2 separate regions of the Homo sapiens genome follow, and region 2 is linked to region 1. A link is an interaction called in ENCODE POLR2A ChIA-PET data of the cell type or tissue named here. Cell type or tissue: Caco-2. All regions are shown on one strand. Links, peaks and the distances in the headings refer to the core of each region. The heading gives the core; the rest is flanking DNA. Region 1 overlaps CREB5 (cAMP responsive element binding protein 5). Region 2 overlaps CREB5 (cAMP responsive element binding protein 5).

What was found. ChIA-PET counts read pairs that join two places held together with the same protein. Peaks named below come from ENCODE experiments on the same cell type or tissue, not always from the same donor. Only the 100,000 strongest peaks of a DNase experiment are listed, where the experiment ranks them.
Region 2: POLR2A ChIA-PET joins it to region 1 with 5 read pairs; 2 of 35 experiments call an interaction of 5 or more read pairs at or near these places.

Annotation. Positions count from the first base shown.
Region 1 is chr7:28,640,180-28,647,852 of GRCh38, reverse strand. All of the region lies in intron 5 of CREB5 (cAMP responsive element binding protein 5), which reads right to left. Among named protein-coding and RNA genes, the nearest start is that of CREB5, 230 kb to the right of the region's middle. RefSeq lists enhancers at 3,595-4,095, 4,096-4,596. In Caco-2, for the core only: no CTCF peak of the experiment used is centred there; DNase peaks (open chromatin) are centred at 4,022 and 4,382.
Region 2 is chr7:28,786,562-28,794,234 of GRCh38, reverse strand. All of the region lies in intron 7 of CREB5 (cAMP responsive element binding protein 5), which reads right to left. Among named protein-coding and RNA genes, the nearest start is that of TRIL, 170 kb to the left of the region's middle. RefSeq lists an enhancer at 309-1,018. In Caco-2, for the core only: no CTCF peak of the experiment used is centred there; no DNase peak of the experiment used is centred there.

The sequences.
Region 1 (7,673 bases), core at 3,310-5,809:
TGTCTCAACCTCCCAAAGTGCTGGGATTATAGGTGTGAGCCACTATGCCTGGCCCAAATTGGGTAAAATTAAATAAGATTTTAAAATTCCGTTCCTCAGTTGCACCAGCCACATTTCCATTATTGCTGAAAGTTCTACTGGACAATGCTGACCTACATTAAAGAAATAAAAAGACAATGCAGTTATGTCTGTCAATCTTGATTTATTTATATCAGCTAAGAATTATCCTGGCCAACTTGGCTCTTAATTTCTCCAGAAGTTGCAGATTTCCGGAATTACAAGTACTAATAATGTCTTAGTATTAGAGAGCAATGCCTTCTAATAGTAGGCTGGATTTTTTGTTTGTTTACTGCAAGCCTTCTATCTCCCATGTTTAGGACCAGAAATTAGCAAAATATCTTTAATCATACCACCCATATTAAACACATGCCATTTTAGGGAGGTATCCGGCATCTAATCTACTTTCCTCTTTTGGGGGGAATTTCTGTTGAATAAGGTCTTAGCAGAGCACACAATGCAGGCTTGGTCAATTGGATGCTCCACCCTAGTCTGTGACTCCAGGACAAGTGAGGTCAAGAAAGGGAAGACTGAGCCCTTTAGTGTCATGTTTGCGATGCTGTTCAGCAGTGATAGTGGCCAGTGGCCAGTGCTGGCAAGCCCTGGTGTCTGGCCACTGGCCACCATCACTGCTGGTCATCTGGAGCTACTCTGATCTCTGCGTCTTTGGTGTGATTGATTCCCTCCAGTCTCTGGCTAATTCGGGGAGTCCAAATATCTTTGAATAAATTCCCCTTTTCTGCTTAATAGGAGTAAGCTTTTTCTTCTCATTACCAAGATACATCTCCACTGATGTATCACCAGTGTTGCCCCTATGTTATTTTCACATTCTATAAACATCTTTTACAGGTTAGTCTAGTTTTCGGCCAATGAAATAAGCCCAGATGCAAAGAGTGTTGTTATTGTTGCTCCTGTTGTTGTACTGGTAGCTACTTAAAAAAAAATTTACAATCACTCTTTGTTGCAAAATAAATAATGGTGGCAGCCCAATTTTAAAAAAATCTCATTTGCAAAAGGATTTAGTCCACAAACAAATAAGTAAGAACATTAAAAAAAACACATTCCAATTTGTAATGGTATTTCCAACCTGCCCTTTGGGTTTCCATGTCAAAAATATTCTTTCCTTTCTGGACGATTTCTTTCTTCTAAGTTTAAAAGCTTTGTTCTCTGTTACCCTTGGTTAATGCTGTCATGGTAACCGGCACTATCTCTCTTGAAAACACATGAAATAATCCTGATCCAAAGACACTCAGAGGATGACCTTTTGCACTGTTAACATAGTCAGTGCAGAGATGGTGCAAGTAGGAATGGCTTTGAAAGATAAAGCAGGTATCACCTCAAATTGTTCCTTCAAAATATTTAAGGAGATGGCAGCACCAGGCCTTTAGAGAAAGATGTGACTGATGTTTCTCTCTTCCACTTTCTATTGTTTTTTGTTTTTTTTCCCCCTAACCACTAGACTACCTGGAATGATTTCTCTAGGTTTGCTCGGGATCTTTAGACTGAAAAATTGCTCATGGAAAAATAAGAGTGGGAGGATTTCTCACTGAAGAGGAAATTTTAGGTTTTCCTAACTCTCTAGCTCCTGGTCAGGGTTCTCCAGAGAAACAGAACCGATAGAAAATAAAGTGATAAACAGATCTATTATGAGGGACAGGTTCACATGACAATGAGGGCTTAGAAGTCCTATGATCTACTGTCTGCAAGCTGGAGGCCCAGGAATGCTGGTGGTGTAGTTCTAGTTCAACCCTGAAGCAGAGCCAGTGGTGTAAGTTCCAGCCCAAGTTCCAAGACCTGAGAACCAGAAGCAGATGTCTGAGGGCAGGAGAAGATGGGTGCCTCAGCTCAGAGAGCAAATTCACCTTTCCCCTGTCTTTCCATTCCATACAGGCCCTCAACAGATTGGATGATGGCCCACCTGGATTGGTGAGAGTGATCTTTAGTCAGTCTACTGATCCAAATGCTAATTTCTACTGAAAACACTCTCATATACCCAGAAAGAATACTTTATCAGCTATCTGGGCATCCCTCAGCCCAGTCAAATTGACACGTAAAATTAAAGAATACACTGGCAAAGCTGTTTTTCTCCAAACACTAGAAGCCTCATTTGCAGATCCATTTATCTCCTAGTACATACCAGCATCATAGAAACACTGATCATAAGGCATTTTAGTTCTTCCTCTGACCATTAAGAAAAACAAAAATCTCCAATCATAACATATGATTAAATATTCTCTGTCTCTCTGCACATTTCTGTATTTTATAATTAACATCAGCTCAGGCATTTACAAGAGTCCTGTGTATGCACAACACAGATTCTGGGATCAGCAAAATCACCCTATTGGGCACAGTATCCTATGATGCTAACAACCAGCTCTATTCAAAACCCACAAGCAAACCAGCCACTTCGTCAGGTTTTTCAAAAAGGAGGTAAAATCACCATCCACAGAACAACTGTAGTTTTATGTTAGTATCCAGAGAGATTACATTTCCAGTCTGAAATCTTCTCCCTCATGAAGATTCAAAGGTAATTAGGATTTTATCACCATAGTAATTATCATATAAAGGGACCCACAGATTGCAGGGTAAGAAAAGAAAATTATTCTTAATGCTGGCCATCATCTTTCCATTGCCTCAAGTTGTTCTAGGCTTATTCTTTATTACTCAGCTGAAGGCTGGGCCGAAACCTAGCCACAAGACTCAAGGGTTGGGGGGCTGCAATCAGGGTAGAGCAGAACTTGATCTGGACATTCCTATCTTGACAACGGCACTGGGGATCTTCCGTCTGAAAAGAGAGTTGGCCAAGGTACGCGTTGTTGGCCAAGAGTTTCCATCTGTGAGCCTCTTCACATGCCTTTCCTCTAATTGGCATAAACACTCATTGGATTTTGTGTGCTAAATAAAACTCATCCTCATTCTCAAGGAAGAGCAATCTAGAAAGACTGGTAGAAATTGACATTGGTGGGACAACAAAACTAACTAGCTCTTTGAAAATAATAATAATAAAAAACCTTAATGCTGCAGGTCAGTAAGCACTTTTAATTTTAATAGAGAAAAAATCTAGATGCAGATTGATGCACTAGAACCTTTCTGGTTTTTATTTGTCTTTCTTTTTAAACATCTGTAATATTTCAAATTGAAATTTCAAATTGAAATTGAAACATTTCAAATTGAAATTCAAAATTTCAAATTGAAACATAATGTTTTAATTCCTTGACCTTCACCCCACTCCACGTTCATTCACAGATAATGTTCTTTGTTCCCAGTTTGCAGTGGAGTGGAACGTTGGGGGCGCGACAAGGTCTTACGCTAGATAGAGTCGTGTTTTTACCATAATGGGACTCAATTTTATTCATAAAGTCTGGCCCCCCAAAATGGGTTTACATCAAAATAATCTGAAATTCCCACTGGTAGTCTGAAAACACTTCCTCTGGTGCTACTGTGGAATAGGGAAGGGCAATGACAAAAGGGTTTCTACCTTTTGAAGAAAGATGATAAGCCATCAGGCAGCCCAAGGCTGAGTGTGAGACACAGGCATCACCAGGTCTGCTTGTCCCAAGACACTCAGCTACATTACAGGAACTCCCCTTCCCTTCCCTTCCCTTCCTTTCCCTTTTTCTTTCTTTCTCTTTCTTTCTTTCTTTTTCTTTTCTTTTCTTTTTCTTTCTCTCCCTCTCTGTCTTTCTCCCCTCCCTCCCTTCCTTCCTTTTCTTTCTTTGACACTGAATCTTGTTCTGCTGTCCAGGCTGGAGTACAGTGAGGGGATCCTAGCTCACTGTAGCCTTGACCTCTTGGGCCCAAACAATTCTCCCACCTCAGCCTCCCTAGCAGCTGGACTATAGGTACACACCACCATGCCCAGCAGATTATTATCTCTTGTGGAGATGGGGTATCCCTATGTTGCCCATGCTGGTCTTGAACTCCTGAGCTCAAGTGATCCTCCTGCCTTGGCCCTGCCAAAGTGCTGGAATTCCAGGCATGAGCCACCACACCCAGCCAGGACTCCAGGTTTGTGTGTTTTTTTTTTTTCTTCCGCCCCCCCCCACCTCCCAAACCCGTGAACTATTCGTGAGACTTAAAGGGACAACTTTCTTATGGAGATTTGCCTCTAGCACAAAGTAGTGATGGTGATTGTGGTAAAACCTGATGCTTCTTTACCTCATTTAATCTCATAACAACCTGTTGAAGTAGGTATTTCTATTATCACCCTATTACAGATGAGCAAACACAGGATAGGGAGGACTTAAATAACCTAGGTCACATAGTTCCATTTAATTCAGAAAGGATGTGTATCTATCTGTGTAAGGTGGGGGAGGGTGACAGCCAAAGGTTACTATGGGAACAGGGCAGACACTGAAAGTGAATGGAAAAATGAAACATTCTTTTCTAGCCAGTTTGGAATGGAAGTGGAGTGCCAGACACATACAGACACCTAGAAATTTGACCCATATAATTCACCCTGTCGGTGACCTTGGACAAATATGCCCTAAACTTAGCTGGAAGATTCCCTATGGGAATTTGCAAGTGTTTTTGGAATTTCCCAGGAAGGCTGGTTCCAGGGGCAGATCTATGACTCTGTTTATGAATTCTTAGATATACTCACATTGTTACGCAAATTGAGCGAGAGAAAAAAATTCCTAACACCTACAAGTTCAATGCAGGTGCCACTGCAAACCCTCAGGACCCGACAATTGAGAATTTATTCTCGAGGAACTGGCTTTCTCAAAGGGTCTTTAGAAGTTTGGGGCTAGACAAGCCCAAAGTGTGTGTGTGTGTGTGTGTGTGTGTGTGTGTGTGTGTGTGTGTGTATGTGTGTGTGTGTGTGTGTGTGTGTGTGTGTGTGTAAATCTACCCTCCTTTCGGTCTGTTTGTGGCATATCTTAAACAGATCTGTATACACTCTGGGCCAAGGTTTAGCATGCTTGTGTTCATCCGTCTTGAAAAATATGCTAGCTATTACATATGCCATTTACATCTGCTCCCATCTGTACTCTGATCGCATGCAAAAATTCACGATGGACAGTTTAGTCAGCTAGGACTGCAAATAACTTTGTTAACAGAACTGAGATGAGACTAATACATGAGCAATCAATTGGAACATTTTCAGCAGAAGGAGTGAAGCTCACATCTGAAGTATACACAGAGGCCCTAATAAAAAGTATTACCCCATTGCCGAGCAGCATGTTTATTCCTTGACAGATATTAACAGGCTGATTGGCAAATCGTATTAAAGCATTAACATGCAGAAAAGCCCTTTGTATGTGAAAGAGCAAAAAAAGTTCAGCTTGAACTATTTTTAAAAATGAAGTAAAAACGAAGTTGGTAAATGCATGATTCTGTTGAACTAAATAGTTACGTTTGTATTAGTAACAGCTTCTCACTTTCTGGAGTTTTAATTATGTCTCTTGGGACTGGGAGAAGGGTGAGGGCGGGGCATATAGATTTTAACAGCTTATTTGGTTGCTATCCATACCTTTACTGCTGTTGAACTACAAAAATCTCCACAGGCAAAAATTCTTTGCATTGCAAATAAAATAGTTTTTCCCTGGTTTTTATCAGCATAGGTCCCACAAGGAACCGACAGCAGGTTTATGTCAATGAACAAGACTTATTGTTTTCAGATTTATTTTTTTATAGCAAAAAAGAAAAAAACCAGTTCATGCTGAACTTAAAACAAAGGCAACAAAGAACAATGAGACTCTAATACGGGGTTCCAGCACAATTGCTGGGTTGGATAAAGGCCATCTTACACCCAGGTATTTGTGGGAGATCTTGTTAATTTTGGTCCTCCCATAACTTGCTTCGCATTGTGACATGCACACCCAGGAACACGTGCACACACAGGAGCACATACACACACGTGCACACACGTGCCTTTTCTTTTGACCCAAAAGACAGATGTGTTTGCTGTGTGTGTATTTCTGGTTTCCATGATCCATCCATAAAAACGAATGGGATGGCGACTGCAGGTCAGAGGAGCAGAAGGTAAGGAATGAAAGACAAATCCTGGAGGATTTAGGGTATTTTATCTGGAATAAGATTGCGGAGGTGACAACTCTTCTCATGGAGCTGGATCTATAAAATCATTTCAAATTGTAGTCTAACTCACCATTTCCTTTCTGGCAGAGAAAATGATGTAGCTAGAAATGTGAAGGACCCAAAGCACATTTTGGGTGTTTAGTTTAGTTTTGTTTTTTCCCTGAAGCAAACACCGCCTGCAGGCCTCCACATCTGCCATGCCCGAAGGAGGGTACGCTTCGGCAGAGTGGAACAAGTATACCCTGGAAGTCAGGAGAACCTTGTGCTACGTTTAGCTCACCACAAAGTTGCTATGTGGGTGTTGGCAAGTCACTAAATTCCTTGGGGGTCCAAGTTTCTTTGTCTGAGCAATGGATTTTGCAAGGGGACTGCCTGGGTCCAGCTTTTCTTGGTTCCACGCTTTCCCCTTTGAAATTTTAGCCCCATCTTCCCTAACCCAAAGACAGTCCCTTCAGCCATCACCCGATGGGGGGGTGGTCCTTGTCATGACCCTGCATACCCAGCTTCTGGATGGTCCCCTTCAAACTTATTAAGCAGCAGCTCCTGAGTTCTGGGAGAATCACCTGGGCCAAATCATCCTCTCTGGGGCATTAGCTAACATTAACCCAGCTCCCAGGAACACTGCATTTCCACTAGGGATTCTTGACTCTTGAACAAGGATAATGGAATGTAGGCCCCTGACTTGATGCAGAGATGAAGGGGTCATTGTGGGTGATGTCGTTCAGGATGACACTCAATCATTTGGGGAAAACCAACCTTCTAAAAGGGGCCCCAGCTGCACCAAAGATTTAGAGACAAGAAGTTAAATGTGCTTGACAATAGAACTCAATTTTAAAGCACTGGCTCTCAGGGAAAACAAACTGGATATTAAAACTCCTTCTCAGGGGCATGCTGCTGCAATGACCGATGAACTGAAGGTGAGGAAATCATTTTCCCTCAGTACTCTAGGGAAGCGGGTCTCGATCTGGGGAACTAGGTAGGAATCATCAGTTTGAAGAAGGAGAGGAATGAGCATCGTACATTTGCAGGAGGTGTGTAATTTTAAAATGCTGTCCTGGCAACACTCCCAATTCCCAGGCTCATTTTCTTCCAGCATGTGGCCAGCCCATATTTTGTACTATATCCTAATTGTGGAACTTACCATACAAAGGCAACTTTCATAGTTCTTTCTTGTGATCGCCATAAAATATAGAAACACTTTCTATGTAATTTTTCTTAATCTAATTTTGTCGCAAGCAGTCATGTGATAGAAATGATATAAAAGAGGCATTTTTTCCAAATGGTAAAATGAACATCCAAATAGCTATACTTTTGTTAGTTGTTGCTGAAATTCTTATTTTTGCGTTGTTGGTTTTTGAAAGATGTTTGGTAAGCTTTTCACCAATATCATAGTGTTTTGGGCATTTGTTACTTCATGTGTGATCAAAATCAAAATACCACAGAAATGTTGTCACTGAGTTCACATGGTAAACATGGAAAACCTGTAGGCAATGCAGGGCAGTAAAGGTTGCTCCATCACGACATTTTTATGGTGTGAGCAGTCTGGATGGAGAGTTACGCTCTGTGGCTGAGGCTCT
Region 2 (7,673 bases), core at 2,095-4,594, 150 kb before region 1:
AGGGCTTATTTCCAGCTTTTATCGAAGAAGAAAGTTCTATTGGAAAAAAGTAATCCCTTGTTATTTTATTTTGGATGAACTTTTAATCAGAAACACAGGCAGTAACATATGTTAGAAAAATACATATGAAACATAGAACTTTGCATTTATAACCCACCATGGAAAATCCATGCTAATGCAGCATTAACTTTGGGATTTTAATTGCACAGAAGTCAGGAAATTCAGAGTTCAAGTTCCCACAGCAAACTTTACTCCACATATGTATCACAGGGCCTTTCCTGAGTGAGTGACCTAATTATTTGGCAAAAAGGGGTGCAATGAATAGTGATTTCTCTTCAATGCTACACATCCCCAAATCCCAAGCAAGCTGGACAGAGAGCAACTCTAGCTACACAAATGGCACCTTTTCAACGCACAGTAGTCCTTGGGTATGTGCTTGGTGACCATCATGACAACAGTCCTTTTGCAGTGTGTGCTGCAGGAGGTGCAGGATTTGGCAGTGTGCTGCTTGGGCGGGACAGCCAGTCGCTGCCACATCACCCAGCTCTCTAGCAGATCCTCCCCCAAGCCCTTGGGAGGGCGGCTGTGCTCGGCTCGCTTGATGGACACTGTCCTTTGCTCCATTCCCAGAGGGCATCTCAATAACTGATGCTTAAACTTTGGAATCTGGAAGTTTGACTAAAAAGCCCTCAGGGGACTGGAGATGGAACCTTCTCCCAACACATGTCTACCCCTCGAGACAGCTGTCATCTGGCTTCCCTCCAGTTGTTGGGAAATAGCAAGATGTGTACCATTGGGCCTCTGTCGTAGACATTCGGTGTTCTGGCCAACAGGGCCTCAAACTTTTTCTAGTAAGAAGTCTCCTGGTTTTTCTAATGATAGGGTAAGTTGACTGTATGGAAGTTTAGATTGTCTTGTCCCTTGGTATCCATATCTGAGGCTGTCTAATGTGCTCTGTGGGTGTCCAGTCCTGCTTTTTCTCCTTGGGAAAATAGTGATGGTGTATTTGGGTCCTCCTTGCCATCTGTTGCCTCTGAATCTCACCCCTGCCTGAGACCTCAAAGTGTGGGGGCTCCCAGTACTCACCACCGATATGAGAGGAGTGGTCAGAGGGAGGAGGAGTTGGTGGGGATTAGGGGAAGTGAGAGAGAGAGAGGGATTGCAATACTCTCTGATTCTTAAGCACCTGCCTTACTTCCTTTGGCTTGCTATTAGTGGTCCAAAGTCATCGGACCAATAGCCAAATCAACTTGCTGTGACAGTTCTACCATCCTGCTAAAGAGGAGGTCTGCCTGTGAATGGTCTGGGTCATATGGCACTCAACCCAGCAGTCACCTGACCACCCAAACAGCACATTTGTAAATAGCCCCTGGGCTCTGAGCACACTGAGAATCCATGATGCCATTTGTCCACTGCCTGGTCTCCCTGAGCCAGACCTGTAGAAGTCTCTGAGGGCCACAGGATGAAGGCCAGTCATCACTGATAACAGCATGATCTTCAGTATTTCAGGTAAGCCACACCAAGGAGAAGAAAGCTGTGCTCAAGGAAGCCAGAATAAAAAATACGGAATCTTTTCTTCTTTCCCCTGCATGTCTACATTCGAGGCATTTAAAGAAGAGTCATTCATAATCTATTAAGAATCTGGCCGTGTGTGTGTCTAGAAAGTTACGCTTAAGAAGAGCTTTTGAATTATGCCCAAGAAGATGACAGTGCACAGCATTTCCAACCAAAAAATGAGGAGCAACTTTCTTCTGAGCTGATACGCATCCAAATCATACTGGTTCTCAACTACATTGTTAAAATTTCAGTAATAATCAGGTATTAGAAAATATTGAGCATTTCTATACTTTCTTCTAGTTTCAGAGTTTTCTCTAGTTTTGCTTTTTTTTTTTCCATGTGATATGACACTTATTATTTGGCAATTTTTTTTTGAGACAGAGTCTTGCTCTATCATCCAGGCTGGAATGCGGTGGTGTGATCTTGCCTCACTGCAACCTCCACCTCCCAGTTTCAAGCAAGTCTCATGCCTCAGCCTCCCAAGTAGCTGGGATTACAGGCGATTGTAACCATGCCAACTAATTTTTGTATTTTTAGTAAAGATGAAATTTCATCATGTTGACCAGGCTGGTCTCGAACCCCTGGCCTCAAGTGATCAGCCTGCCTTAGCCTTCCAAGGTGCTGGGATTACAGGCATGAGCCACCACACCCATCCTATTTGGCACATTTTTGACGGTAGAATCACTGGCCCTTGCTAAGCTATCTTTTTACGTCTCCATTTCTATTGTCTTTATGGTGTACAATTCAATGAACCAGAGATCTAAATCTACTTTTTTACTGCCTACAACACAAGTAATGGGGGTGGTGGGAGGAAAGTGTGGAACCATCTCCTTAAATCACATTGTCACAACTGAGTACCATTCTAAAAATGCCAAATAGAAAGCTTTCTGGTTGATTTATTAATTGAAAATGGCATCTCTAAAAATTTATCTTCTTACAAGCTTAAGATATCATTTTCATGATCTGTCTTCTTTTCCAGCTCAAGCAATTTCTTTTCTGACTCCAAATTTCTTTTAAGCAACTGCTCACCAGGGACTGACAATAATATATAGTAGCTTGCCCTAAATCAGTACCTTGCAGATATTAAGCTATGAAATAGGCGACAAAAATTATTCCCTACCTTTTGGAGATATAGAAAATTCCTGTGAAGAAATGTTAAGTGATCTCTTAGGAGTCAGTAAAGGGAAGGAATTTGAACCTCCTGCTTTTCTTTGTGGGTGTGACCTACTTAGCTGGAGAGCCTCTTGGTTAAAAGAAAGATGGTAGATGATAAAGAGCAAGATGGGGAAGGCAAGAAGGAAGGTGAGAAACAAGGACAGAGAGAAAGAAGGAAGATGCGCGAGAGTAGCAAGAAAGAAAGCAAGTCAGCTCTAGCTGAAGGTAGAAAACGTACATGATCCAAGGGCACTGGTATTTATAAATGTATAATGATAAGGCAGAATCATTCCAAAAGAGAAGTGAATACAAGATTGAGTCAAAGTATTCCAAACTCAAAAGAAGCTCAATTCCTTTTTTTGGAGAATTGTCCACTCCACCCTAGTTTCCAGATAAATTAATCACCAAAGGGGTATTATCAAGTGGGTTCTTCTTTTCACCATATGCCAGCAAGATTTGGTGTGGATTTGATGTGGTAGATAAGGAAGGAATTGTATCCTATACGGTTGTTTTCATATGCATAAGATTGTGTATGGAAATTTTCCCACTTCTGTAAGGTTTTCAAACCATAAGTGGTTAACCAGAGGCTAACAAAATGGTTAACCAAATGTGTCAACCACTAAGCCAAGTGGAAATGGTGATGGCAGGTCTAGCAGTGGGTAGTTCTCCCATTTCTGTGACATATTCCAACCAGCCTGACTTAATACGAACAGCATCATGCTTAAGGAGCATATTTGTGTCTGGAGAGCTCACAAAGGTGAAGCTCAACTTACCAGGGGAAGGGCCTTCTGCATTTAGTGACTGCTTCTGCTAGGCAGATGTTGCTACTCTGGGTTTCGATTGAAACGTTTCCTTCAGCATGTCCACGATAAGTGAGCTCACCACTTGGTTCTGGTCTGACTAACTGATGGGACCAAGCCCATCTGAATGTGAATCTTTTTCAAAGTAGAGGAGGGATTGTTTTTCTTGGTACTGATTCAGTGCCTGCTAGTTTTTCCCTTTCTTTCTTTATTTTTCTTTCTTTTTCCTTCTCTTTCTTTCTTTCTTTCTCTCTCTCTCTATCTCTCTCTCTCTCTCTCTCTCTCTCTCTCTCTTTCTTTCTTTCTTCTGCTAAAATGTATCCTTTGATTTCGTTCCAAAGCCCATTCACTACGGGAAGTAGATCATCACTGAGCTTCCTTGGTGAGACACCACATATTGCATGCTTTGCCAAGGAGGGCAACTGTCAATAGCCAAATATTCAATTTATTATGGTTGGATAACATTTGCTATGAGTAGGACTATTTTTTAAATGAACTGAATTGATTTGTATTATTTAGAAGCTTAAAATCCTTCCTGGAAGAAGGAGGGATATGCACTAAAATTCAATTTGTAAACAAAGAAATAAATAAATATTATACCCTTCTGCAACCAACCCCAAATGTTTCCCTAAACGTAAGTAATAAAAAGTTTTAAAATCAGTTTCCAACAAGAGAAAATGCACCTAAGTGCTTTCATTCCTTCCATTCAAAAATCTTAAATTCAATCTGGGTCTACAACATTGATTTCCTTGGTGTTCTTGGGGTGGAAGATTGGACAGACACAGACAGAGGGAAAGTAAATGGAAACAGAGGCATATTCTCATTCTCTTAAGTCTCTTTCTTCTCTCACCCCAGGTTTTAAAATTTTGATCTATTTTTGTTTTTTTTAATTTAAGGATAGAGTATGTATCACTAGATAGAAATCTGGGACTCTAGGAATGTGTATTCATGACCCATGCTGATGAAACTGATACTCATTGCTGTATGAATCCACCTTCTGAAATAACAGTTACACTTCTCTTTGAATCCTAATTTTGAGCCTTGGTTTCATGTGCAGAGATGGTAAGCCCTACAAATGTGCTCTTTCTATTCCATTGCTCTTTGCTTAATTTTGATCTCACAATTAAAATCTCTGTAACATCAGTTGTTAATTAACTATATTATCAAAAGGATGCTATAACCGAGAACATTTTATAGAGTGCTGATAAGGCAGGGTGTTTCCAAAGCACTTGCCATTCAAACTCAATAAATGGACCTCTTGGGGAGACCTATTTTGAAACTAAGACATCCCCAGTGAGGATGGGGAGAGGGGACTGAAAGATACGGTGCAGCACTAGTCTGGTGGATTTCCTCCTAAATGACAAATACCCAGCTAAGAGGCGAACACTCTCACAGTAAATCAACTTTGTTCATTTCGGAACTTAATGATTACAAAATAATATCAGATGAAATCCACGAACCTCATGAATCAGACCTAATGCTTGCATTCAGTGATTCATATAATACCTATAAAACAACAAGCATGAAAACAAACTCAATGCAGTACTAGCATCTATAGTGACAAATACAGGTGGTTTCTGTGTATTCTGAGAAAATTATCTTGTCAGGACAACTGAGTGAAACATTTCAAATGCAACTTAAAGTCTTACTCTTCAGGCACATCAGAAAAACCAGTAGGACTCCCATGTTAGGGAGATTAACATGGCAGATGCACATCTGAGATTCCACAGTCCCATGCCACCAAAATATACGTCAATGTAGGAATACAGAAGACGTAAAGCAACTGAATCTTTTACTCTTATTTCCCTCTAGGGAGCCTGGGTGATGTACAGCGTGGGCTGTGATGTACTGAGGCTCGTCATTAAATGTTCCATGGCTTTTTTTTTTTTTTTAAACCAGAAGAGGGTTTTAACCTGGCTTCACTTCAGCTAGGGTAATGGCAGCCTCCCTCCCAAAGATTCCTTCTACCCTTCCAACTGGCAAACACTTGCTTCATTTCCTCCTGTAGAATAAGAATCATGCAGAATGACTGCCTGAGCATGGCAGCTCCTCATTCTGCACTTCTCTGGTGTTTTGGAGCAAGTTGTTTATTCTTTCAATAATTTGCTAAGCGTTTACTTTGTGCACGGTAAGAATACCAAGACAAAGATGATACTGCCTATTTCCAAAAGACTCAAAATGCAGTAGATTCCATTGCCTGCGATGCACTGTAACATGATAGATTAAAGGGATTGTTTCTGTTGAGATTTTAGAATGAGGTTAGATTGTTCTAACTTGAATTAAATAGATGGTGCTATTGCTCTGGGGCTAACTAGTGTTTTCAGTTGGTAACAAATCAAATCTATGTAGTTAACCCTGGCCTAACCTGGTCATGGCTTAACCTAGTTGTTCTCAACTGAGGGCAGTTTTTCCCTTTGGGTGACATTTGGCAACATCTGGAGACACTTTTGATTGTCACAACTTGGGGGAGGAGGAGGGTGCTGTGATACTGGCATCTAGTGGGTAGGGACACTGCTAAACAACATTCTACAATGTACCGGACAGACTACCAGCCCCCTCGCCCCACAGCAAATAATTATCCAGCCCAGAATGTCAATAATGCCACAGCTGAGAAACCTTGCCTTAACCTGACAGCCAGGTTAACTAAACCATGACTAAATGACATTTATCAATGTTACTTATTTTATTACTTTGAAGGAGACACCACAGGACCACTATCATGTGGTATTAAAATTGACTGGTATCAAAATTCAGCTAAATAACAAAATGTCTTTGTGACATATCCTCTCTGTACTTAATGAAGCTCATTAAAGCACTCTGTGGTTCAAGAATGGCAATGATGATAGCAGAGTTAAGAATCTAGTTTTCAGGCTAGGCGTGGTGGTTCATGCCTGTAATCCCAGCACTTTGGAAGGCCAAGGTGCGAAGATTGCTTGAGCCTAGGAGTTTGAGACCAGCCGAGGCAACAAGGCAAACCCTGTCTCTATAAAAAATACAGACATTAGCCAGGTGTGGTGGTACATGCCTGTAGTCCAAGCTACTCAGGAAGCTGACGTGGGAGGATGGCTTGATCCAGGGAGGTCGAGGCTGCAGTGCAGCCTGCGCTTTAGCCTCGGCAACAGAGCAAAACCTTGTCTCAAAAAACAACGACAAAAGAGAATCTAGTTTTCTATAACCATAGGATCTAATAACTGAAAGAGATGTGGAGCCCACCTGGCCCAAGAATACTTCATTTCACAGATTAGAAAACTGAGAGCCAGTGAGATTAAAAGCCACTGTGACACATGACAAGTTTAAAGTTGAAGGTATATTAGAACCCATGCCTCCTGACTGCCAGTCCAGGCTTTCTCTGCTGCCCTAGGGACTAGTCTGGCACTCAGCTGCATCTAGAATACTAAATAAGAAACAAGGAGGAAGTATGAAAGTGCTAACAGCCCATGTGCTATGTAATTTCTGTGGCATTGAGTCAATGTGTTTTGAGGCTGGGCCACTTCTTTTCAGGAGCCACAGAGACAGTGTCAGCCACTGGGCCACATGGGGAGGGGCAGAGTTAGTTAAACCCACAGGCAGATGTCTCTTCTCAGCTGGGGACAGGTGCTGTCCAGGTAGGATCTGCCAACCTTCTCATTTGCACAGCAGGTATGGGCGGACCCTAGACCTCAGGAGTGTTATCCAGGCCGTCGCTAAATTCTCCCTGGCCAATGGCAGCTGGGGAACTTCTCTCAGCTTTCTTCTGCTGGCTTCCTAACATGGTTTTTACACTATATTCTGTTATCTGTCAAATAATTCCAACCCTACGAAGTTCTCCAAAAGCAATTACATAAAAAGCTTTAGCCCTGACATTCTCTTGTCAGTGACTCAGTAGATTTGCACATGGACTTTGGCTGGTGGGGTGGGAGAAGAGGCGCAGACTCCACTTGTTCACAGGAAAACAATGATAGTGGGCCCTGAGTTAGGTAGTGGCTTTAATACTTCAATTTTCAAACAATCAACCAAAATCCAGAGATTCCAATAACACTCACATAAACCTTTTTAGAAGACAGACTCAACATTTTCTTAGTCAATAAGAGTCGGGAGGAGGACTTGCCTCCCATCCCCACCCTATCTTTTATCTATAAAGAATTTCAAGAGAGGGGCCTGGAAATATTCAAATTAAAGTAC